Linked DNA regions of Mus musculus: all the other regions are linked to region 1. The links are chromatin loops, found by intact Hi-C in ENCODE. Cell type or tissue: left cerebral cortex. All regions are shown on one strand. Region 1 overlaps Sfta3-ps (surfactant associated 3, pseudogene). Region 2 holds the start of Foxa1 (forkhead box A1). Region 3 has its middle 71 kb from the start of Sfta3-ps. Region 4 has its middle 9.3 kb from the start of Foxa1. Region 5 has its middle 150 kb from the start of Gm22296. Region 6 holds the start of Nkx2-9 (NK2 homeobox 9).

The links. Hi-C counts contacts between places; a loop is a spot of excess contacts. Peaks named below come from ENCODE experiments on the same cell type or tissue, not always from the same donor. Only the 100,000 strongest peaks of a DNase experiment are listed, where the experiment ranks them.
Region 2: it touches region 1 in a loop (5-fold over the local background); 7 of 42 quality-filtered maps call a loop at or near these places.
Region 3: it touches region 1 in a loop (2.3-fold over the local background); 2 of 42 quality-filtered maps call a loop at or near these places.
Region 4: it touches region 1 in a loop (7-fold over the local background); 14 of 42 quality-filtered maps call a loop at or near these places.
Region 5: a loop joins it to region 1, with 4 times the contacts of the local background. A loop is called at or near these places in 19 of 42 quality-filtered maps.
Region 6: it touches region 1 in a loop (2.3-fold over the local background); 2 of 42 quality-filtered maps call a loop at or near these places.

Annotation. Positions count from the first base shown.
Region 1 is chr12:56,518,183-56,522,182 of GRCm38, forward strand. All of the region lies in intron 1 of Sfta3-ps (surfactant associated 3, pseudogene), which reads right to left. Among named protein-coding and RNA genes, the nearest start is that of Sfta3-ps, 9.2 kb to the right of the region's middle. RefSeq lists an enhancer at 2,237-2,444. In left cerebral cortex, no CTCF peak of the experiment used is centred here; a DNase peak (open chromatin) is centred at 2,441.
Region 2 is chr12:57,543,195-57,547,194 of GRCm38, forward strand. It overlaps Foxa1 (forkhead box A1), which reads right to left and starts at 2,917. Exons shown (of 2, transcript NM_008259.4): 1 at 2,470-2,917; 2 at 1-166. The coding sequence starts at 2,541. It also overlaps a transcript of Ttc6 not described here. In left cerebral cortex, a CTCF peak has its summit at 1,949 (motif pointing left); DNase peaks (open chromatin) are centred at 647, 1,416, 1,721, 1,898 and 2 more places; H3K4me3 peaks cover 317 bases.
Region 3 is chr12:56,456,505-56,460,504 of GRCm38, forward strand. No RefSeq gene overlaps it. Among named protein-coding and RNA genes, the nearest start is that of Sfta3-ps, 71 kb to the right of the region's middle. In left cerebral cortex, no CTCF peak of the experiment used is centred here; a DNase peak (open chromatin) is centred at 2,393.
Region 4 is chr12:57,534,849-57,538,848 of GRCm38, forward strand. No RefSeq gene overlaps it. Among named protein-coding and RNA genes, the nearest start is that of Foxa1, 9.3 kb to the right of the region's middle. In left cerebral cortex, no CTCF peak of the experiment used is centred here; DNase peaks (open chromatin) are centred at 1,619 and 3,442.
Region 5 is chr12:56,056,906-56,060,905 of GRCm38, forward strand. No RefSeq gene overlaps it. Among named protein-coding and RNA genes, the nearest start is that of Gm22296, 150 kb to the left of the region's middle. In left cerebral cortex, CTCF peaks have their summits at 810 (motif pointing left) and 1,757 (motif pointing right); a DNase peak (open chromatin) is centred at 1,761.
Region 6 is chr12:56,610,501-56,614,500 of GRCm38, forward strand. It overlaps Nkx2-9 (NK2 homeobox 9), which reads right to left and starts at 2,784. Exons shown (of 2, transcript NM_008701.2): 1 at 2,412-2,784; 2 at 893-1,779. The coding sequence starts at 2,559. The coding sequence ends at 1,220. All of the region lies in intron 3 of Gm26973 (a long non-coding RNA gene), which reads left to right. In left cerebral cortex, no CTCF peak of the experiment used is centred here; DNase peaks (open chromatin) are centred at 1,527 and 1,843; H3K4me3 peaks cover 377 bases.

The DNA.
Region 1 (4,000 bases):
CCTTCCTAGGAGTGAATTCCACCCACCCACCACCCACCCCCCCCCCCCAGCCAGGGATCTGTTCCAAATTTGATTCGGAAGATACAGAAGCCGAGCTGAACGGGGGACCTGTGAGCCCCCATGAAAGTTTTCCTGGTACCTTCTAGATGCTACTTCAGGATTACATGACTGATGACTCAGTCCTCTGTCTGTCTCCTGGCAGCTAAATGGGACTATTGGAGAGCTGCCAGGAGGGTAGGTAGCCAACCTGCTTGCCCTTGATTGTGCCTGCCAGCTTTTTAATAACAGAAGTAGGGTCAAGTAAGCGAAATCACCAACGGAGGAGAGTATTCTGAGAATGCAAAGGCAGCTAATGTCCTTCCAAACCTCAGATGGCTGGCAACCTTTGGCAGAGTAATCTATGATTTGTGGCACCTGACCCTTTCACTGTGACTGTTATCTCTGTATTCACTAGAAACATATTTACAGAATCTCTCCATTAGCAAAGATGCCTTGCGTGTGATTACCCAATTGTCATGGTCACACTAGGGTTTTGATACAGATCCTATTCACAAATGAAAGGGTCCACTAAACTACACACAGAGCCGGTTTAAAGCTGGGATCCTCCCTCAGTAGTCCATCAAGATTTCTCTTGGTAGATTTCAGACAGATTAGCACTATAGCCTTGCCCCCTTTCCCTCTTTCTCTTAAACTATATTCTGTCTTCCACATCCAAGCTCAGAAAAGAATTCCTGAATTATTTTTGGATGCCTAAACATTCTTAATGATGTTCATAGTAACTAGCAATAGCAATTGTCCTAAAGAATTTCTTTCTAAAACCAGTAAGTACTGCTCTACACTTAGTACTTAACACTTAGTGTAAGCAAGTACTTCCTCCTTACTTAAAGAATTTCAGCCACAGTCTCAGTTAACTTTCTCTTTTCGTTCTGACGGACTCAAAAACAAAGGGGAAAAAAATTAAGATCTCCTCCCTGGGCAAGTAGTCACAAAAGAACTATTTAAAAGTTAAAGGGTGACCTTTAAAAGTGGCGCGGGCCTCTTTCGGATAAAAAAAAAAAATGGTATTGAAGCCCTCCTTGTTAGAAGTCCTCACTTTACTTTCTGTGCTGGCTGTCTTTAGTATTAGCTGGGAAAGGCAATTTAGAAAAGAGAATCAAATGAACTAAGAGCAAGAGCCCTAAGTTGTGGAGCAAAATGGGAGAAGTCGTGATTCTGAATCCTTGCTATCTCCCAAGAGAAGAAATATTGTAAGCAAATCAAAGTGGCAGCCTTACTAGATTAAACAATGAAGGTAATAAACTCCCCGCCTATCTTGGTTTCTACTGACTTGACAATAACTGCAGGCTACCCCCTTGGAGCGGCCTAAGGACTAAATAGCCCAGATCTGGAAGGTTGAGTGACCAGCCCCCCCTCAGCCTGGTTGGAGGCTTTGAGCCTCTGGAGCGTGGCGATCCGAAGAGAAGCCAGCTCCATGTTTGAGAATCCTTGGTTGACTTTAGGGAGACAGAGAGCAGAAACCAGCCTGGCCGCTACCGGTGCAGAAAAGGACCTGGCCAAGGAAGACCTGGTGCTGGCCAACTGTGGGCAGCCCAGCCTTAGGCCGGAAGCTAAACCCAAATCCCAACCAGCGAGGATTGCCCCACCCCATCCGACCTCCAGGGAGCCGGGTTAGCCTGAAGGCAACATCCCATCAGGCTCCGGGACTGTGAGAACCGGTCCTCTACGGTCCTGAGCTACGATGATGGTACCCTGATCCATCGTAAGAGGACCGGCGCGGTGCCGGGTGGGTGTCCACTGCCTGGGGCTTACGCAGGCAGCAGCCTTCGGCGCGCACTAGCGAGTAAACTCCACGTGGAGCTGGGAGCAGGCGCCCTGGTTGGGACTCCCCCCACCCACCCCCGCGTGCTCTCCGGGCAAGGGTGCCCCTCTCTGCTGGTATCCTCTGGACGCGGTCCGTCGCGACCTGAGTTCAACCCCTGGAAAGATGATCGCAACTATAGCGAGCAACAGGAGAGGAATAATTTAAATGGGGGAGGGGAAGGGCAAGAGGGCCAGAAAGAAAGCTCACAAGAAAATCCCCCATCGCCACCAAAACCGTTTCTAAGAAGTCCTGAGGTATTATTCCTGAAGATTTCACTTTAGACGCTGGAAAAAAAATTATTCCACTGCTTTTAATTGAAGTAAACAAAGTGCAAGAAATCCTAACTCAAATATGATTGCAGTGAGATTAAGGTCTAATTGCTTAGGGTTCAGGTGGAATCTGCAGGCTAAATCCTACAGGGCCAATCTGAATTTCTCAATCCTTCTGTCAAAAGGAGAGCGCTGAGAGCCCACACGCTTCCTAACAAGTCATTTTTAACAGTTACAAGCTTCGCACAAAGACCACACAGGGCGTCTAAGAGATGCAAATCTAATCCCTGGTCGTTCTACAGGCCTTCAACAAAGATGTGCTAAACCCTAATAGAAAAGAAATCAGTTCTCTGTCACCGGTCCCTGGTAAAATCTATTAGAGAATGGACAGAGCAGCATCTACAGCAGTTGCTGTAAAGGTTAAGGACAACTACAAATAAGAGAGACCCAAGTTTTGTTTTCCGTGTGAAATATCGGGAGACGCTAACCCCAAGTGAGCGACAGGATTCGATCCGTGGCTTCGCATTCATTTAAACGCTAGAAACAAACAAACAAACAAACAAACAAACAAACAAACACACACACACACCACACACACATTAAGACTTTTGAAGACTCCGTTTCTGAATTTAGGAGAGATGAAACAAATTCGCCCAAAAGATGGAAGGAAATCTTTGCTTCCAAAAGTATCAAAGACTAGGAACGGGAAAGGCAGTGTGAGCCACATGCACTCCGGTCGGTGGAGTTGTTCCCCAGAGCCTGGTAATTCCACAGAAAAGCCCGACGGCCGAGCCGCCCCAGTCTGTGCTCCGGACGCGCACGACCTCAGGCCACTGGAGCTGAGCGGAAGGGCGCCCACGGCCCGCAGCCTGGACCACTTCCCTCCTTCCCAGATCGGCCAGCACCGCCGCCATCCCTCCCGGAGACCTCACCCTGCTGGCCCCGCCGGCGCAGAGCGAGCCGGTGCTTCACAGCCGCCCAAGCGTCTCAAATGAGCACTTCGGCCGGTCACCACCCAAATGAGGTCCTTATTCAGGCAGTCAGTGTCATGCTGGGGTATTTAAAAGGTTGTGATGCAGCTAAAATACTTCACAGCGTGTGTGACCCTTAAAATAGAAAGGGTCCGGGTGCCCCAGCGCTCCAGAGATGCCCCCTAAGGGGGCCGAAGTGGGGTGGGGACTTCCTTGTAGCTGCATAGAACCCTCCCAGTAGGCCCGAACAGTCTTTGGGCTCAAAAAACTATGTGCGCCCCGCGGAGCCAGCTGGCCCTAGCCCGTTATTTTGTTGTCATTATTGTTTGGTTAACTGTTTTGTTTTGGGGTGGGGGTCAGCCTCTGCCAAAACACCGCCCCAAAGGATCAAGGTCTTCCATCTTGGGAAACGTAGAACTCCAAAGTGGGGGCTATGATGTGGGATCCTGTCTCAGACCCAGGGGATCTTCCCACCCTGTTCCTAGGCAGCTGGGTGGCCCTTCATAAGAGAGTTCCCTCCAGGTCATGCTTGCAGGAATAAAAGGGTTCAAGTCTCTTCAAAAGCATGCCTCCCGACTTGGGAGGGGTGTAATGGGACATATGTTTCCAAGAAAGTTTGTTTGTTTCCACAGAAGTTTCCAGAAGCCATTTTCTTTCTCTCTTTCTTTTTCTTTCTTTCTTTCTTTCTTTCTTTCTTTCTTTCTTTCTTTCTTTCTTTCTTTCTTTCTTTCTTTCTTTCTTTCTTTCCTTCCTTCCTTCTTCCTTCCTTCCTTCCTTCCTTCCTTCCTTCCTTCCTTCCTTTCTTTCTTCCTTCCTTTCTTTCTTTCTTTCTTTCTTAAAAAAATGTGGGTTTTTTTTTATTTTTTGTTTTGTTTTTTTGTTTTTTATTTAAGAACCTA
Region 2 (4,000 bases), 1.0 Mb after region 1:
CGGGACTCAGGCCGGCCCCTAAGCCCGTGTTGGCGTAGGACATGTTGAAGGAAGCCGGGGTCATGTTGCCGCTCGTGGTCATGGTGTTCATGGTCATGTAGGTGTTCATGGAGTTCATAGAGCCCAGGCCGGAGTTCATGTTGCTGACAGGGACAGAGGAGTAGGCCTGGAGCGGAGACAGCGAGGGAAGAGGCCCCGAAGGGCGGGGTTAGTAGTGTGCCCCAGAGTTTGGCTGGCCCAGGGTGAGCCCGGGGCGAGCTAACAGCATTTCTGCAAAGCTCCGGAACTCCCCAGCCAGGGCAAACTGTTAGGCGCCTTTTCCTGACCACGCAAAGATGGCTTACATAGCGGGGGCGTGGGGGAGAATCCTAGCGCTGCAAGCAGGAAAGATTAATGCTCACAGAAAATATGTCCCCGGGAAGATGCATAATCGCCTTACAAGCCTGGATCAGGGGCTGGCTTTTAAGGTCCCTTCATTTCATCCACGGCAGGCTAGATCCAAGGATCCAATCCCAGACCAGCCTAGACAACTTGCCTTTTGGCCCGGTCAATTTTGAAATTCCGAAAATAGAATTTATGTCGGAGCCCCTGCTTCTTCACTTCACCCACACAGGCCTGCTTGAGTGATCAACCGGGTACCAGCTAGACACCCACCCTGTGGAGGGCTGGCAGGCACCGCTGATCGCACATCGGGATGCATCGTGCTGGCTGCTGTTAAACTCTCACCCATATTGGCCTATTTGTCAATATGACCCTCCCTCCGTCCCAATTACTCATCTCCCAGCAACTGGCTTTGTCTTAAGAGTTGGTGCCAAAGATGACTTTCTGTTATTATATTTAGAAATGTTTTCCACCTACTTGTAACAATGATAGTATTTTAAAAAAGAAGCAAACTTATCAGTTAAATAAAGTTCTGGGAAAAAAAATAAAATGAAAAAAAAAAAAAAGCTGCACACCAGAACAACGCGGTGCATACAATTAACTTTAGCGTGACTTTGCATGTATAGCTCTTCACGCTATACAAAACCTCGCGTTAATTCTGTTACCTGTTTGTAGTCCTCTGGCAATTGAAAACTTTGGTAACACAATTCACACACACACACACACACACACACACACACACACACACACACACACACACACCCTGTAACCGATAGTTGCTGCTGCTCACACCAAAGCCTAGGCTTTAGAGCTATAGTTCGGACCAACTTAAAATTCCCAAGTGAAACTCTACTTGCTTTCTCTTAATGCTATTCTGCTTCCTAATTCTCAGCTTTGAGATGTAAGAAAGCTCTTTCTATGGGGGTCTTCTCTGGTGGGCCGAGGTGATTGCATCAAAATTAAACTCCTGAAAGTGGTCTGAGCGCCTACTAAAAGTTATCGGTAAGCGAAATCTCCATCCGTAGCAGTCGAGATAATAACTAGGTGGCTAAAAAACAAGAGTCCTGACGTATAACTGCTTATTTGGTAATCTAACAGAAAATATTGACGTCCTTAAATTTATGTTCATCAGCAAATGTAACTCCATGTGAAACTATAAGAGATGAATAGATTTCAAAAAGAAGACTCAAAAAAGAGATGGTTCCCAAAGAAACACAGAAACGAATAAATAAATCGCCGCGAAGGTCTTTTCGGACTCTGTACTTTTCTGTACAGATCTTAAAGTACTTTGGGATTTATTTCTAGTCCTCTCTCCAAGATCGCACGAGGCTTTCTCGGTAAGCGCTTTCGATAACGGTAATTACACTTTTGAAGGTAATCGGCAGCTGTTTCTAGAAAATACTTTCAATAGGTAGTGGCCCTGCCTGTACCTGATTCTCCTCGCAATGCTTTTGTGCACAATGTAAAATAAACCCAGTGAACATGCCACCAAGGGGACAATGAAGAGAAACAGGTTCTTGGCCCCGAGTTCTGGAAAAAGATTCTGTTCGCACTAGCGCCACCCAGCGGTCCTAGAGACGAACGAATAGACACTTTTCTACAAATGGCTTTTGAAGAATTAAGTTTTATAAAATTTAGAAATCATTCTTTACGAAAAACTCCAACTTCTGCAACAGATCATTTTTATCCAAAGACGTCGGCTAATTACATGGTGTGACCGAGAGGCCTCCCGGTAAGCGAGCACCGACTCTCTCAGTTATTCTTTACTCAAGCCAGAGCCCGCCTGCCCGCCCGCGGCTCCCGGGGCTGGGCTCCAGCCCCGGCTCTCTAGCGGGCAAAGACAAGTGCTTCCCTTCCGGAGCCCGTGTTTTCAAAGCCCAGAGTTTCCCAAAACTCTCCGCTGGTTGCAAGCGCCAGGACCCAGCGGGCAGCGGGCTGATCGAGAGGTCGGGTGGGGGCCACACTGGAAGCCGCGCCTCGGGCGAGCCGCCCCCACCCCGCCCGCCCCAGTCCGGGCAGGAGCCCACCTCGCCTGAGTCTCCCCGGACACCGACTCTGGGGACGCCCCACCGCCTCCCCGCCTCTCACCTCCTGCGTGTCCGCGTAGTAGCTGTTCCAGTCGTTGCTCTCATGCCCTTCCATCTTCACAGTCCCTAACATCCTGGAGCCAGCCCGGCCGACACAACCATCCAACCCTGTGCGGAGCGACGGGCGGGTGCGCTGCTCGGGGCGGGGGAGGGGCGCGGAGCCGCTGCGGTCACCGGAGCGCTCGAGGGCCCAGCGCCACCCGGGCGAGGAGGAAGCCCGGCGCTGCGGGGCGCGGCGTGCGCGGCGGCGGCGGCGCGGCGCGGCGGGAGGGGGCAGCGCCGGGGACAGGAGGCGGCCGCGGAGCGCGGCGCCCGGCAGCGCCTCCGCGGGAAGTGAGCGGGCGGCCTGTGCGAAGCGAGTGCAGTTGAGCTGATGTGGATCTTACGTCGCCGGAGTGCCCACCTCCTCGTCCTCTCCCCATTTGTCCGCCGCACAAAGACGCTCGCACCTACAAAGCCCGAGGTGCACCTGTGAGGCGGCCGCCCGCCAGTCCAGCCGCCGCGCCTCCCGCCCCGCCGCGCCAGCGCCGCGCGCCCCCCGCGCCCCTCCCGCCATCCCCTCCCCCAAACCTGGCCCTCACTTTGTTTACAAAGCAGTATAATTGGTTTAAGCCTCGCGGCTAGGGAAAGAGGAAAATAGGGCGGGTGTGTGTGTGACCCCCTTTGGAAAAGGAAAAAAAGAGAAAGAAAAGAAAAGGAAAAAAAAGAAGAAAAGGAAAAATAGGCGGTGCCTTGGAGGACAGGCCAGGGCTCTGGACCCAAAGAGCTGTGCTGCGGGAGAAGGACCTGGGTGGTGGCATCAGAGCTACAGCGCAAGGATCGTGCTCGCTGAATGACCCCGAGTTCCCTCCTAGAGGTGCTCACCACCCCCTGGACCTTACTACGACTCCGCTCTTGGTCCACTTGGCTCCTTTGCTCCCCTCATCCTGATTCTTGACCCAAAGTTCAACCCTGGAAGACTACCCCTACTTCCCGGCCTTCGGGGCTTGGAGAGGGGAAAAGCCCCACTTTTGCCTCGTCACTAGAAACCCAGTCATCTGAGTCAGCCGAGCAAAGTGACGTTAGGCCGACCTGGGCTCCTGGCGAGCAGAACGGAGGCGCTGCCACGAAACTCGTACCTGCGGCTAAGAGCAGGTGAGTCACAGCACCGTTTTATATTTTTATGACATAACTTTTTTTTTCCGCCTCAGTCCACTCCACTCCCCTTGTCAACTGCAGCGATCAGAAAGAGGAAGAAACTGCGCGCAGATGTTTGTGTGATAAGGCAGGCGGATCCTAGTCAAGCCTGCCTCTCTGCCGGGCTCCTCCTCCTCCTCCTCCCCCCCTTCTACAGCCTCTGGGACCAAGCTAGAGGCGACCGTCTGGTTTCTGATAGAGAAAGGTCAGGGGGAGGGGACATCTTCCTAAACACCGGCATAAACTGGGAGTGTATGGGCCTGGGTGCTGGAACGCATCTGCCACGCTAAATGAGGTGCCAGCCTGAAGCTGGAGTCAGCCCACAGAGGTGCCTGGTCGTCTCTGAGCTGGAAGAG
Region 3 (4,000 bases), 62 kb before region 1:
GAGTTTGGAGTTTGTCGCCTCTTTCCTCAGAAGAAGGGCTCAGGAGAATTTAGCAGTACTCTATTGTACAGTGGTCTCCATAACAGCAGTAGGAGATCAACGCTTTTTCTCCTTCTTAACTAGGACTGGGTGAGTTCCTGGTGACAAACTAGCCTAAATGTGCATTTACCAGCAAATTGATCATTGTCTTGCAGATGTGACAAACAGCCATGGGGGTACACATAGAGAGTTGAGACCTCTGTGTCTTTGCACAAACATTCTCCACAGACACAAATCAGAAGAACACAAATAGCGAGAGAGGTTAAATTTAGAAAGAAAACAAAACCTCCTGAGATAGCCACAGCATCTTCTTAAGATCACCATGCGCTATTTTGGCTAAGCCCTGGAACTGGAGCATCATGGGTGCTAGGACCGAGCTGTTTTCTTTTCTCCCCCCCCCCCAACCCCCAACACAGAGACAGTGAGAAGGAGGGATGCCCTGTCCCCCTTCTCTTTATCTCAGGTTTTGCTTTATCTAACCTCCAAACTAAACCACCTTCAGAAAGTAATTAAACATCCTAACTTCCTCTTGCTAACCCCCTCCCATTATCCAAACGCTTTTCATTACAGTTACAAATCTACACTTGGAACCAGCCAATGGGGGGTGGGGGTGGGGGTGGGGGACGGGGAGGTGGGGAGAAGGCCTTCAGTGAATGCTCATTGATTAATTGATTTGCAGACTATGTTAAATCATGACTGTTAGCAGAAACAATAGGAACAAGATATAATTTGACTGAGTGACAGTGTTAACAGTGAGAGGTTAAGGAGGGCAAACCAGGGTGCAGGGGGTAGTGGGGATTGATGTGAAGAATGTGGGGGCTTTGGGAAAACAGTATCTTGTGAGGAGTAGGAGATGGGAACTGGGTTGATTGGCCTGCAAAAGATAGGGGTGCCCTCAATGCAAGAATTTTTCTGCACTGAGCTCTAAAGAAAAAAAGAAGAAAGGCGAAGGATACAGAGAATAAAAAGCCATTTGATGTGAGGTGAAGAGGGAGGATTAGGGGGAAGGGGAGGGGGAGGGGAGGGAGGAAAGCTGCTACAAGGGAAAGCAAAGGAAGGAAAGGAGTCCGGCTCATGTGTGACTTAATTCAAGGCTGGAATGCTTAGGGTTCCCAGGGCTTTGCTCTTACCACAATGCTGTAAAGAACATCCTTGGATGGGTGACAGCTTTGAGTACCTTTGAAAATTACTGGGGGGGTTGGGGGGGGATGGACACATGAAATCCCTTACTTTTTTTTTTAAATAATTTTGTGATATTGTTATTTCATATCACCAAATGCCATTGCTTTTACGGTTAAAGGGAAATAACATAGGGAAATTAAATGGAAGAAATTCTTGAAGCTGTGACTATTTCTTGAAGAGTATCCAGCTCTGACATTTATATATAAAACAAGTTGTGGTTAACAAGTTTTGTTTTTGGTTTTTTTTTTCCTCAGTTCTCTTAGGAATGTCGTATCCAGTTTTGGAAATGGTTTCATCTCTTCAAGCGTATCTGATTTCGGAAGTCCATCGTCTTTAAATTCAGTTCTTTGCTTGATGCCTTCAACCTTTTCCTCAATCTAAGTTATTTTTTTAAGCTCTATTTCAATTATGTTTCTAGTCCCATGTCTCCACAGAATGGGAAAGTGTTTTCAGCAGTGAATTGGGCTGATAGAAAGCAGATCCCTTGGGGCCAGAGAGAGGGAGGGGGTTCCCAGGGGCCAGGGACTTATTAGGTGGTGGGGCTGCTCTATGTGGTTACGGCTGTCAATTCATCAAAATTCACCCTTCTTGGCTGAAATGTCCCAGAGATGAACCTGTCTTGGTAAAATGATTTTAAATAGCATTTATAATAAAACAAACTAAAACTTTTGAGTTTTTGTTGTTGATAATTATCTAGAATACTCCAAAATGCTTAAAAACTTTATTTCTTCAAATGAAAAAGAACTCCTGAAACTATGTCATGAGATGTATATTAAGGTCTGAAGAACTGAAAGGACTGTACATACTAAAATGCCAATTTTTTTGGTATCTATTTGAAGCTGACATTAAATGAAGAAAAACATTTAAAATTAATTTCATTCAATAATTCTTTCCATTTTCTGAGGCGGGGGAGCAGAGAAACATCATTCTGGTATTGCTATTTTGATTAAAACAAATATCCATTCATTCATTAAAAGTTTTTCTCCTATAAAGGAATTCAATTTTTTTTTGATTGGTGCTAGACTCACAGACAGACAGAAATAAGCTGCCATTCTTCCATTTGATAGCCAGACGCTGCCAGTTGTAGCCAAGGCAGTCATGCTGTTAAATTAGGTCTAATGAAGGAGTAATTGCTTTAGATATAGTGAACCATTTGAAAGAAAACAAGGATTCTAATTGATTTGCAATTTGTTTGGCACATTGCATTGTCCTCGGCTATTGATTAGTCTTCTGGATTTCACACTGCATGCGTTTCCCTTTATTAAGGGAATAACAGGTTACTGATTACTTTCTTTCTGGGTTTAATGTAGCGGTTAATGTCTACTTTGTTCTTGTGTCATGTCGCAGGCGAGGAAGGAATAATAGGCAAGTGGGTGGCCCTTTGCTAAGCAACTTCCCTGCTGCTCTGAGCTGTGTGCTCCTAGACGTGCTGAAAAGCAGATCGAGAAAAGGGGTTAGAATAGCAAGACTGCAAGTTAAGGCCTGAGTCAGGCTAGACCCAGCTCCAAACTTGGCTTTCCCCTCCCAGTCAAAGCAGAGAGTGGGGAGAAGCTGCTGGCGGTAGATTTGCTCTTAGACCGTTTGAGTATTTGTAGGCAGCATATGAATCTACACGCATTGTTTCGATTAATGGGCGTGCATACTAAATGTGTGCAGATAAGTAATATTTGAGGAGGACGTCTTGTGGCTCGTTTCACCCTTAGGGAAGTGACATTTTGTTGGCACCTGGGAAACACTTGTTGCTAAGGTGTCAATACGATCATCAAAATGGCCCTTGTGTTTATACCAACTGCAGGGGAGGGAGAAAAAGTTCTCAGGGCTGCAGTCATTTCATTGCCCTCAAAGCACAGCGGGAATTATTAGCTTACCCCTGCGTGCCCCTTTGTTTTCCTAGGGCTTTGCTCCTCCAGCAGATACTCATTTAAGGCGAATCCGCGGCTTTCTGAAATGTGTTTTGCAATGGTGCACAGAACAGGCGCTCACTTAGCGGATCTAATCCTTTCACAGCTCAGCTTGTTAATGTAGCAAACTGCTGAAAATGGGAAATGGATTCTTTAATGAGACCAGTCCTTTCGTGGCTTTATTCCCGAGGTCCAACCCCCAGGCTTTCATTCAGCTCCCCCCACTCATCCTCCCAAGCCAAGCCCAGGCACCCCCCACTTCCCACCCAGCAAGCAACCCATTTTCCAGCACTCAATCCCATCTCTAGGCCCCTTGCCTCCCTCTCCTCCTTCCCAAAGCCCTTGGAAGCTCACACATGACAAAGGGGCGTGGGGAGTAAAATTCCCTGTCCATCAGTCACCTCTGTGTTAAGTTGAAACCATCTTTTCCTGAGCCCAGAAACTGCATCCAATACATAGCTTGGCTATGCTACCCACATTTTATATAATTAACATTTTCTTTCAAACAGCTTTTGTGCTGTTGGATTTCATAGCGGTGCTGACTGATGATTCAAAAACAGAACAATGAAAAGTTACCTTGAGTTTTGGTTTAATTCCTTACCCCCGCCCCCACCATGTCTGCAGCCATCTTTACTTCTCCACGTCTCCCCAGAGGTTTCAGACTTCAAGAGAATTCCACTTGTTTTGGAAGTAAAATTTAGGTGGACTTATAAAGGTCAACTTGGAATCATAATAGGAATGCCTGTAGTTTTTATAGTTAATTTAGAAGAGAAATAATGAAGTCAGTTTGTGTCCATTTTGTTTGGAAATTGTTCTGGAAAGTAAATTATATGTTCACAAGATCAACTCTTCTTCCGTCCAAGTATTTGTGTGTGTGT
Region 4 (4,000 bases), 1.0 Mb after region 1:
AGGACAGAGGGGGCCGGTAGCTAGGGCCCTTGGGCGGCCTCCTGCCCGGCGCGCCCCGGAGGCTGGAGGCCGCGGTGGAGCAGAGTAAACACGGCACTGCGGGGCTCGCCCCACCCCTGCCCGCTCCGGGTCGTCGAAGAGCCCGCGACCCCGCCCTGGGGTGCCCCAGGCTGGACTGGCGAGCTGAGGCCGCACCCTGGTGCGGGTCCCTTGGAGCAAGCCTGGCTGTCCCACCCCGTCTGGCTGGTCCCCTTGCACAGGCTAGAGCCCTGCTTTGCTCTTTTCGTTGGCCAAGCACAATTGTGTTATTGGAGATAATGAATTCAATCCCCATCAAAGGGCATTAGGCTTGCCCGGGCCCTGGAGTTGCTGGTGCCTTTTTTTTTTTTTTTCCCTAGAAATGAAAGGCTGAGGAGGAGAAGAAAAAAAAAAAATCTCTGGGGGAGCCTTTCCCCTGATCGCTGCTTTTGAAGTGAAGGGGCCCGGGCATTGTTGTTCACCTCGTGGCCCATAAGGCTGAAGAAAGCCCGGGCTTTTGATGGGCTGAGAACCGCCTCGGCAATGAGCACTACGGGCCAGGCCGCAGTTCTGCGGGCAGCATATGTCTCAGGGCACCCGGAACCCGTCTGGCGCGCAGGACCGTGGGCCTCCTCCTCCCAGAGGAGCTGGGACTGGACCCAAGGCCAGCACCCAGAGGCGGGAACCCTGGGGTCTGCCCAGGGCTGAGATCCAATTTGATGCCCCCCCACGGATTTGGTGGAGTGGCGCAGGGGGTCCCTTAGAGTAAGCCTTTAGGAGCCAGAACCGCCCTTCCTTCTGGAAAGTAGAGGCCTTGGTGAGGGCCACAGATCCAGCTGATCGGAACCATTCTTTCCGCACCCTAGACCCCAACACAGTTGGCTGAATCCGACTGCAAAGGTGTGCACCTCAAAAAAGGGACCTCTAAGGGTTTTCCACGGGGAGTGACGGACACTGGACCCCAGGAGCGTGCAATTTTCTCACACAGCCAGGAGGGCACTGGCTCACTTTTTAAAAAACAAAAACAAAAAAACAAAAAAAGCAAAAAAAAAAAAAAAAAAAACTTCTTGAAGGCATTTATTTTCATTGCCCCAATGCGAACTGACCCCACCTGGATCCATCCTCTCACCCTTCCAGCCCCCCACCCCCTCCTCTGAACTCTTCGGTCCCAGGCTTGGCCACAGAAACCTTAGGGCTCCTGTCAGGGCCCTCCCTACCTCGGACCTCCTCCCTCTGCCCGAAGGATCCGGGTTATCCGCCCCATTAATATATTAGCCAGGCATAACACAAAGGAAGCGCGTGTCGGCAGAAGGCCTTGTGACTCCAGGGAGAGGCCAGGAAACCTGGACAATGCCCTGCCCACTTCACCGCACCTTGCAGACCCAGTCAGTGTATCCGCCTCCACCTGAAAAATGGTCATAACTGGGCGTCTAGGCGTGAAGCTCAAAGCTCCTAGGTGGAACCCAAAGCTAGACAAATGTCCCACCAAAAACGTTCCAGCCGCCTAGTTAGTGCAGAGAAAACCGGTGTTGGGGAGCACAGAAGATACAAGACACTGATTTCCTCCCTCCTGCGTAAAGGACCCTTAAAATTACATCCATAAACGAAACAAACCTCCACAGAGACCCTTACAGTCTTCTCATTCAATCGACGTTTTAAAAATAGCTTCTCGATGTCAGAGAAAGGGGAAAAGAAGAAGAAAAGGAGAATCTGAGGCGGTGATTGGACAAGCAATAGGGGAACAAACTTCAGAGGAAACGGGAAGAACCCCAGACTTCTACTTTCTTTGATTATTCCCAATTTCCAGGCAATGCTTTGGAGTGGAGGGGAGAATTTCCAGGTGGTTTCTCTTAGGTTCAAGGGCTTCAGGGCCCCCCTATGTGTAATCCTTAAGAGGAGTTTGGGAAGGTAGAAGGCGACTTTATGAGTAGAACTTTGAATCCTGTTTCCCCGGGTGCCCCAGGTCAGGTTCTGTGTCGGATTTCAACAGACTAGCATCTCACCTGGATTCTAAAGCCCGGAACACAGCCCTTTCCTCCCCAGATTTTAAGGGATGATACCCTGCCTCGAAATTCCAAGTCCACTGCAGTTTTAGCGCACTCCAAAGTATCCTGAGGTAGCATTTCTAAGCCTCCGCTCGCGGGGCTGCAGAGCTGTGTGATCGTAGCTATAGCAATTGGAGAGCTAGAGAGAAATAGAGGCAAGAAAGTCAGTAAAAGTGAGTGACTTCTCCCTAGGTCAGGTTTTAAAATGTTTGGAATGAAAATGTGTTTTACAGGTGACAACTGAACTTCTTAGGTATTCTCCAGTCCCACACTGCTGGAGGAAAGGGGGCGGGGGTGAGGCTTGTAAACCCAGCTGTGCAAAGTTCAATGAATGGAGCTGGCCTGGGAGGGAAAAAGAGAAATACCAATGGCATCATTATGTCCCAAAGTTAACTATTTGGAAGGTAGAGGAGACTTAAAGAAGTCTATGTTAGATGTATTTGGACAGCTAACTACTAACCTTAGGTAGAACTAATGTGGCTACTTTTTAAAATGTCTTCTCTATGCGGTGGATTGATTCGAATGACGTTCTGAGCTCTGCTATGCTATTTTGCCCTTACATTCTTAGTCTCCTGGGACTCTCTTGAGGTGTAATTACACTTTCAATTTGGGTAAATTTTATACCTAAATTTCAACATAATTTGATTACCTATTTAGGTCAGGGTGGCTTGTAATAATCTCTTCTTGCGCTCAATTATCTTGAACCAAGGGGCATTTTCTAACTGCATTTGGTTGTAAAACACATCCACAATTCAAGCAAATAGTTAATTTTCAAGACAATTTTTAAAAGTTTATTAAATACATACTACATAATTTAAGCAATTTTATTTTCAATGAGGTTTTTTCCCTCTTGACATATTGAAGTGTCACATTAAAATACATTATAGCTAAATGTTCTATGATATTACTGCTAAATCAACAGAAAGCCAATTGATCTTGGGGAAAGGTTAATTAATTTGGGCTACAGGTCTCCTACTTTCGTCTGTAATGAAAAGAATTTCTATTGATCAAGGCAGGTTTTTTTGTAAAGAAACTTAATAAGCATTTTTCCTGGAACTAAGATCAATATTTTAAATGCCAAAACAACAGAATTTCCTAATTTTATCATTCTTGGAATTCTCTCCTGTCGTGGTTCATTCAAAACGGTTAAACTCGAGAAAAAAAAAATGTTTAACAGTTTCAGTAAAATCCGCCTTCTGAAAAAAGAAAGCAGAAGTTAAGAACTTCACTAGCATATGCTTATTTTCATCGCTTATTATTTCCCATCCGTCTTTCTGAAGTGTGGGAGGCCACTAAGGGACAATAGAAATTGGATTTTATCTTTGAGATTTGAAGGTGATCTCGGCCGATCTCACAGAAACCGGGCTGAGCTGCCTTCTGCTTGGGAACACTTCGGAGTTTTTAGTTGCGCTAAATAGAATTTCCTTATCTTGGGCTCTTTTTTGTTTTGTTTTGTTTTCAATCAAGGTTTAAAAGGGTTTCAGAGCTGAGCTTCTAAACACAAGGTGAAAGTCATTATTGAGGCTCCCCTCCCAGGAAGGCGCTGCACTCACTACCCAAAGGCCTTTCGGTGCTACTGTTTACTCCGTGGCGTGGCGGATCCCACGGCCCCTGGAGCTTTCCACTTGGGTCAGTTGGAAGCCTTTTCCCTCCTCGCTGCCCCCGCTTCCGGCCCCTCCCCCATCCCGAGCAAAATTCAAAAAAAAAAAAAAAAAAAACCACCCTCAGCTCTGGCCATTTACTGAGCCCTGGGCGCCCACTTTCTGGAGGATGAAGCAACAGTGAAGAAAACAGGACCCGGGGTCTAAAACGGGGTGAGGGCGGAGGACGCCCTGGTCGTTCGCAGGCGGTGCTCTCGGGAGGGTCCCTGCGCGCCGCTGGAAGCACAGATGTTTTCTTCCTGGCCCGGACGCGGCGCCCTGGCCGGGCGATCCGGC
Region 5 (4,000 bases), 460 kb before region 1:
TGCATGTTTTAAGCAAGACCTGTATGCCCCGCCCCCACCCCAACTCAGGTCCATTACTGGGGCACCTGGTGAGTCCACCTATCTTTGCTGAGATATGGGTATCCAGCAAGATGGCCATACTTGATGAGGGCCAGAGCCCGTGCCCAACCTGCCAGCGTTGCTGTGGCGAGCACTTGTCTGTGTAGCGCTGTCTTAAAGCAGCCCCACCAAATCCCACCTAAGTGGTCAGAGCACAAATGAGCCTGCCGGTAGGTAGTCCTACCCTGTTCACGAGCTCTTTCAGAACAATTTCCATTACTTTTTTTTTTTTAAATACTGTTTTTGGCAAACACTTGATACTTGAAATAAAAAATGCATGAGTCACCTACTGGGGTAGGCTCAGTGTGTGGTTCATTGAATTTAGCTAAATCGTGAGCCATCCATCAATAGTCCTCTTGGTGAACATACTTATAATAATTTCGCACATTACAAACAAAAATAGGTATGATTTTCAAGATTCTTGAAGCTATTTCCCTTAGGGATTCTTTGGATTGTGTTTAGTGCAGTTTTGTTTTGCTAGGTGACGGCCTTGTTTACAGACAGATCCAACACTTGTCTCTCATGTGGTGAAGGCACTTCGCTTTGGACACATCCTGGAGTCCTGAGTTAGGATTAAGAATTAAGGATGGTGTTTGTTCTTGACAGATCACTGACTTTTCAGATTAACTTTGGCATCTGAAAATGACGCCCCTTCTCTCGGGGGAGTCTCAGAATGGCTATCGAGTGCTAGAATGATTTTTAGTCTGTTGTCTGAGGGAGAGAGCAGGGCAGAACCAGGGGGGTTAAGTGTCTGCCCACTACCGCCCCCTGTTGGGCCTTACTCTCCATTGCCCCAAATCAGTGAGTGCTAGCATTAGGGAGTCATGTGATGACGACGACGACGACGACGACGACGACGACGACGACGACGACGACGACGAAGAAGAAGAAGAAGAAGAAGAAGAAGAAGAAGAAGAAGAAGAAGAAGAAGAAGGTGGTGGTATTGGACTTATATCAATTTTTAGTTGGCTGGATTAAACTAAAAGCGACTTGTCAAAGAAACAGAACAAAAGATTTCTGGGTTGAGAAATCCCTACTTTCCTCCAGTGACTGCCAGAACCAAGCTGTGACTGAATCACTAGATTGCTGTCCTCTTGGGGAGTAAAACCAACCCCAAGGTGATGGTGGTGGTGGTGGTGGTGGTGGTGGTGTGCTGACTGTCCCAATTCATTTTCTCTTTCTTTAGTGCAAAGCAAAACTCACACAGGACTTCTGTTTTGTAATAGAAGCAGGATGTTTTTATATGGGTATAAGGTATGAAATCGAAGTTCTTCACTATGCCTGGTGTATGCCTGATGTATGCTTGGGTCTATAGGGTGCACAAGGGTGGTCCAGCAACCTGGCTGGGGCATTTTCTTTGTTGTGACACACACCTCACCTTTATTCACTTTTTCCAGAATCGCTAAACGTTCAGGAAAATTGTGTCACTCTGGGTATCTCATTCCTCTCCATGAAGCATATAAAATAGATGGCATCCCACAGTGGTCTGGTTTCCATGATCACTCTAATTGCCCTTTCTCCAAAGATGCTAGTGTCGGGGAAACGTAAAGACCAGGCACCCGAGAAATGCAGCGTTCAGTCGGGAAAGCAATGTATACTAATTCAAGCATTCAGTTGGTTAGTGCCTCCTAGTAGCTCAAGTCTCAGCTGCGCGCTAAGCGTGCCGCATGAGTCCCCGCGGCCAGCAGATGGCGCACTTGCACAGCCCACATATTTTTCAGGCTCCCAAGACAAACAGCATTTATTACCATCCAGAAATAACATCAACGGTGGTTTGAACCAATTGTAACATTTCCCAGGCTACTGAAATTATGGCGTACCGTGAGCTGAGGCATTTGCTAATATATAAAATTATTAGAACGATCACGAATCTATACTACTTTCTGGTGTTAATTGTCTCTTTCAACTAGGCATCAACAAGCTATTTATAAATGAGATGATGTTTTCAGTTAGGGAGAATTGTAAATTGGCGAAGGTCAAATAATTTAGACCGATGTGTTGTCTTTTAACATTGTTACTTCCCTTGCTCTTCCTGTTTCTAATGTCCACCTCTCTCCGTGGCATGCACAACGTCCGTTCATTGGTGTGTTGACTAGGGACCTGGCAGGAGGCACCCGCACACGTGGGTGTGTTTTACAGGGTCACCAGAACCCCTGGCCTCCTTAGGCTGTGTTAGAGTGGTCAGTTGTGATAACACCTCTTGTTTGCTTCGAAGGAGACATAGTTCTGAGTATTTATGGGCTTTATTTACCGAATCCTCCTGATAACCTGCTAAAGGCGTCAGAAAACTTAGTAACCTGCAAAGAATACAAACAGATACTTGTATTTTTCTAGATATCTTAAGTCCATGCTTTTTTTTTTTTTAATTAGTTTTTGGCTTGGATATTTTTCAGCCTTTGTGTGTGTGTGTGTGTGTGTGTGTGTGTGTGTGTGTGTGTGTGTGTGTGTGTGTGTGTGTTGGATCTTCTGGAGCTGTAGATGCAGGCAGTCTTAGGTGTGATGAGTTGTCAGTACTGAGAAGGGGGCGTGGGTCCTCGGAAAGTGCAGCAAATGCTTCGAACCACTGAGCATTCTTTTGAACGCCAAGTCTTCAAGTCGAAGTGATGGGAACTTAGAAGCTTGTGTTTTATCATGTCAGCTTGGCCAGAGCCACTTTTGTTGGCTAAGAGAAATTCTGAGGAATTCTCTCTACAATCTCAGGGTTTGAAGAAAAAGTTCATCAGAGATGGAAAAGAGGTTGTCAGAAAGGAGGAAGGTTGGCAGATCCGGGACTCTCGTATGCAATACCTTCTCAGACCTCCCTGGGCGGGTTAGCCACAAACGAGTGTTGGTGGTGATGGAGAGTTTTGCTCTAAAATATATTTATTTCAAAAGCACACATATGGGACGCTGCATGGCAGGTTCATCTAATCTTTATTAAGATGGTGATGAGCACTGTTTACAGATGAGCGGACAGTAACTAAGGTACAGGCAGATTTTTGACTAGTCTCTGGCTTCCGATCTGGCTTCCGGTCTGGCTTCCGGTCCATATTTCTGACCACTGCTTTCCACATACCCTAGGTAGTAGATTTGCTAGCAGAGTGGAAGCTACTTAACCAAGGTCAGAGACCAACTCAGACACTTAGATGTTGATTCACTTCTAACAGAAATGCTTACATATAAATAACTTCTAAAATTAAAAAAAAGAGAGAAAATACCTAAGTCAGATATTAACTGGCAATATTATTATATTGCCCTTGCCTTTCTCTTCACCTTTTGTCTAAACAAAAGAGCAGACATGACTTTTACCATTTTGGGTCTGGTTTGCTTATTTCTTTATTTTGTATTTCTTTTCAACATGATGACCCCCCCACTCCCATCCATTTCTCATGAGTTAATTCTTCTGCATAAATAAATAATAAATAAATAATATCCCACATGCACCTTACATTTTCTGTACTCATGCATTGGTACCTAGACCAAAGCTTTGGATTGTGAATAGCATTGGGATAAACATAGGCATGCAGACATCTCTGTTGTATGTATCCAGGAATTGGTGTCGCTGGACCCTGAGGTCATGGCTAGTTGTAAATTTTTCTAAAATACTTTTTGTATGCATGCCTGTGTGCATTTTTGCATCCAGAGGTGCGGGGTGCATGCATGTGTGTGGTGCATGGAAGCCTGAGGTCAACATTGCATGTCATTCCTCAGGCGTTGTCCAGCTGAGTTTTTGAGACAGGGTCGCTCATTAGCCTAGAACTCTCCAAGCAGGCTAAGCTGGTGGGCCAGCAAGCCCATTGGCTCTGCCTGGCTCTGCCTGCCCACTGCCAAGGTTACGCTCATTATGTCCATCTTTTTAATGTGAGTTTTAGGGATCAAATAGGATTCCAAGGCTTACACAGCAGCATTTTACAAGCTGAGCTTTCTCCCCAGCATTCCCTAT
Region 6 (4,000 bases), 92 kb after region 1:
CCATTCCAGGTGACAACCTTGATGCCTTCTCCTCCTCCTCTTCCTCCTCCTCCTCTTCTTCTTTGGACAAGAAATCGAGGACCTTTACCAAGCCTAATGCTTTCTCTTCAGACCTCATCAGGGGCCTTGTCCCTGTTCCTGGACCAACTGGACACCTCTCTCCTCTCCTCTTTCTGAAATGGGTTTCCAGAGATAAGGTCACAGCTTCAGAGACAGCGACTGCCTGCCCTGGATTTCCTCCCTCACTATATACCCAGGAAAAGAACAGGGGCAAACCAAGGCCTGGAATGGAAAGGAGATCATTCCGTGTGTGCACTGCTGACTGGACTCTTACTAGCCGATCGCACCCCAGCATAGCAATCCTAGCATTACCCTCTTTCCCTAGGGTAGCCTGGAAACAGTGCCCTGGGCAGGTCATTCTGTGGCCCTTTTTATTTCTTCAATGCCCTCCCTCTCCAGTCCCACCACTGCCGGGTAGAGGAGGCAGGAAACAGCACATTGAAGCGCTCATGGCATTAACTGTATGTTCCAAGTTCCTTGCTTCCAAGCTCCTCAATCCTCAAGTCCTGGAAACAGCCTTGAGTCAGGACCCTGCTCGAGGGGCAGGATAAGCTTTCAGTCTTGGAGCCAGAGACTAAAGAATCTCCAGCTTCACTCTGCAGAGCTACCCAGATCGCCTCCGTTGCCTCTCCTACTCCCTTTCCTCCCAAAGTCTTGTTGGGACTTTATTCTGACCTACAGTATAAACCGGGGATGGGTCTCAGTGTAAATGGTCTTTCCACCTCCAGCCAAGGGAAACCAGTTTCCATCCCTTTAGTGGTAGGAGCGCCAGCGACCCAACCCTCCACAGTATAATCTAGCGCAACAAGTCAAGGGGAAAACACTCTATTTCTTTTTTAAAAATAAGTTGCTTCATACAAGTCGCTATTTTAAAATATACAAATAATGCTCAAGAAATAAAATCTTGCTCTGGGACTGGCGCCCGGGCAACCATTCCGAGTCTTGGAGACAGTCCCTTGTGTGTGTGTGTGTGTGTGTGTGTGTGTGTGTGTGTGTGTGTGTGTGTGTGTTTGCCGGTTAGGGCAATCCAGGGACCCAGGACTCAAGAAGGGCTCCTGCAAGGGTCACCTCCTGACTTTGGTGTGGCTGTAGCTCTACTGCGGCGGACCAAACAGCAATGTCCCAAGTCTAGGGTGGCTTTAGGCACTCCGCAGCAGCCTCACCAGTTCCAGGAGACCAGAGCTGGTGGTGCTAAGTGCTGGTAGGCTGGGAAGAGGCCAAGCGCCGAGCCCGGTCCGAAGGCGGTGTAGCCTGGCACCGGACACGCAGTGGCCAGGCGTGCGCTGCACTTGTCCTGGGGCACCGCAGAGGTCCCCTCACCTCTGCCGTTGTTGCTCGGTGGCCGGTCGTGAACCAGCACGGGTACCACTACGCGGCGCAGCAGGCCGGGAGCGGCGTGCAGATCAGATGATGCTGCCATATCCGAAGGCTCTGTGATCCCAGGCGCTCGCCCTCGCTTCAGCTTGTAGCGGTGGTTCTGGAACCAGATCTTGACCTGCGTGGGCGTGAGGCGCAGGAGTCGAGCCAGCTGTTCCCGCTCCGGCGCCGACAGGTAGCGCTGCTGCCGAAAGCGCCGCTCCAACTCCAAGGTCTGGGCCTTGGAGAACAGCACCCGCCGCTTCCTCCTCTTCTCCGGGTCGGAGCCGGGGGACTCCCGCCTGAGCGAAGCCAGCTGCGACGAGTCTGCAGGGCTTGTCTCCAGGCCGCTCTCGTCCGAGGCTGGGAACCACAAAGCAAAGCAGACGTCGCCTGGTGAGAGGCCAGCCTCTACGGGTGTCTGGGACCTGTCTCCCACCCTCGTCTCCACCTGGAGTCCCAATTCTCTTGCTCCGGGCTTTGCGACCCATTTGCTTTGCTGTATTCACTTCTGGGTACCCACGTTCCCTACTCTTACCTCAACCATACTACAAGAGTAATCGGCAGACCTGAGATGATGCCCCAGAGAAACCCACCCTGGGGTCCTCTTAAAGGAATCGCAACAGTAACTGAGCTGGCAGACTAGTTTCCCACAAGCTGAGTCACCCATACCGGCCACCTCTGATTTGAAGTTTGCAAAGCCCTGGGACACAAAAGGAAGGTTTCAAATCTTTAAATATCCCGGTCTTTTCGGATCGCCAGACACCAAAACCACTACCTTCCTCAGCAGTCCAGGACCAAGATCTACTCTCAGGATGTGTGGACTCAGACGCACCACCTGTCTGTTTGAGGACCACAGAGCTTCGCGCTTGCTCTAGGGTCGAAGGAACCTGATTCTGGGTTGGGAATCTCCACTCTCCATCCCTGACCCCAGAGGCTTGGCTGGGTCCCTCCTCCGCACTCCCCACCCCCGGCCGCAGTCCTGGCTCACTCACACAGGTAGTGGCTGCACTCCGACTCCAGCCAGGCAGCAGTCTGTGGAACGCACGTCTGTTGCTCGCGCCTCACCCTAGGCTTCGCATCCTGTTCAGGTAAATTCAGGAGGCTGCGCACCGTGAAGCCGAGGCGTCCAGAGGTGGCCATGGCCGAGGAGGGGAAGAAGGTGGGGGGCAGGGTAGGCTAGGGACCCAGGGACAGCTGGGGACGCCGCTCCTAAGGATGGAAGTGCGAGGCGCTCGCCATGCGCTGGCCTTGAGACGCCAGCACCTTTGCGGGAGGAATCCCTATTTATATTAACAGCCCTTGCTACTCGGAGGGCTTTGAAAACCGCAGTCGGGGTGTCCAGGGTTTTAAGTACCTGAATGAGTGCTGGAGCGAAGCCGGGGCAAGTCCGGAAGGTGCCATCTCCGCCCCCCCTTCCCCCGCCTCCCGCTCCGCCCCGCCCGGCACCCGCCCCCTCTGCAAGACTACCTCCCAGAGGTCGCAGGAAGCTGGCCTGGTATTAGCGATTGTCTGATTAGACCAAAGTGGGGACAGATAATGGGGATTGTTACCAGTGAATAACATCTTGGGTGGCGAACAGTGACCATGGTCCTCCCAACTGAGCCCCAGCTTCCTTCTCCTCTCAGGCTGACGTGGGGCCTGGGCTGGGTGGTAGAGCTGGGGAGGGTGGAGCGACTTTATTATTCCTTGTTTGTTTTTCCCCGGAGCTTCCCTGCTGGAATGGTAGTTTCTCATAATTATTTGGAAAGTGATTTATAACTACGTTAAACTGGCGCACTTTTTTTTTTTTTTTGGTAGCATTCCTTAGATATCAGAGGATGGCCTGGTCTTTCCAGATGTCTAGGGCACAGATTTTGCAGGAGCCTACATACACACACACACACACACACACACACACACACACACACTCACCACACACAGTCTGAAAGGTCTGGAAGCCTGTGGGAGAGCTTGGGACCTGTGTCTGTCTCCTCAGGCCAACAAAACAGCCAACATCCAGGTCCCGAAATGTCCATCCTGGTCTGGCATCTATGGACCCTGAGTCTGGGACTCTGGCTGAGCTCCTCCATTCGAGGACCCAAGGGAGGTAGCAGATTTTAGGGTGGCCTACCAAAGCTTCCTTGGTATTGTCACTAGGGCTTCGTCCCTGCCCTTCATCTCCCAAGTCGGTGCCAGTTAGCAGCATAGGAAGGGACAGTGAGCGGTCTGCATTACTCACTGCTCACAGTGTAGCAGACCACACCACAGCTGCCCCGTCTGACATAGAATGGGCGGATAGGCAGAATTAGCAACAGGCCTGCCCAAAAGAAATGTGCCTGGCAGGAGATGTCTCCCAGATCCTCTAGTCACCAAGGGAACACAGATAAAATGATCCACGTGGAAGGCGGGTGAAGGAGGTAGGAGAGGGCAGAATCCGGCAGCAGCAGGCACATTCTGTTGGCCTTTCTAGTCTTCCTCTGGCTCCAGTCTAGCGCTAGAGTGCGGTCTCAGAAGCCTTTTTCTATCCAGCTAGTTATTTGGGTACCTGGTTTCTAAATTTCAGGGATGAGAGCTACATTTGGGTAGCCGCATCTGAAAACCG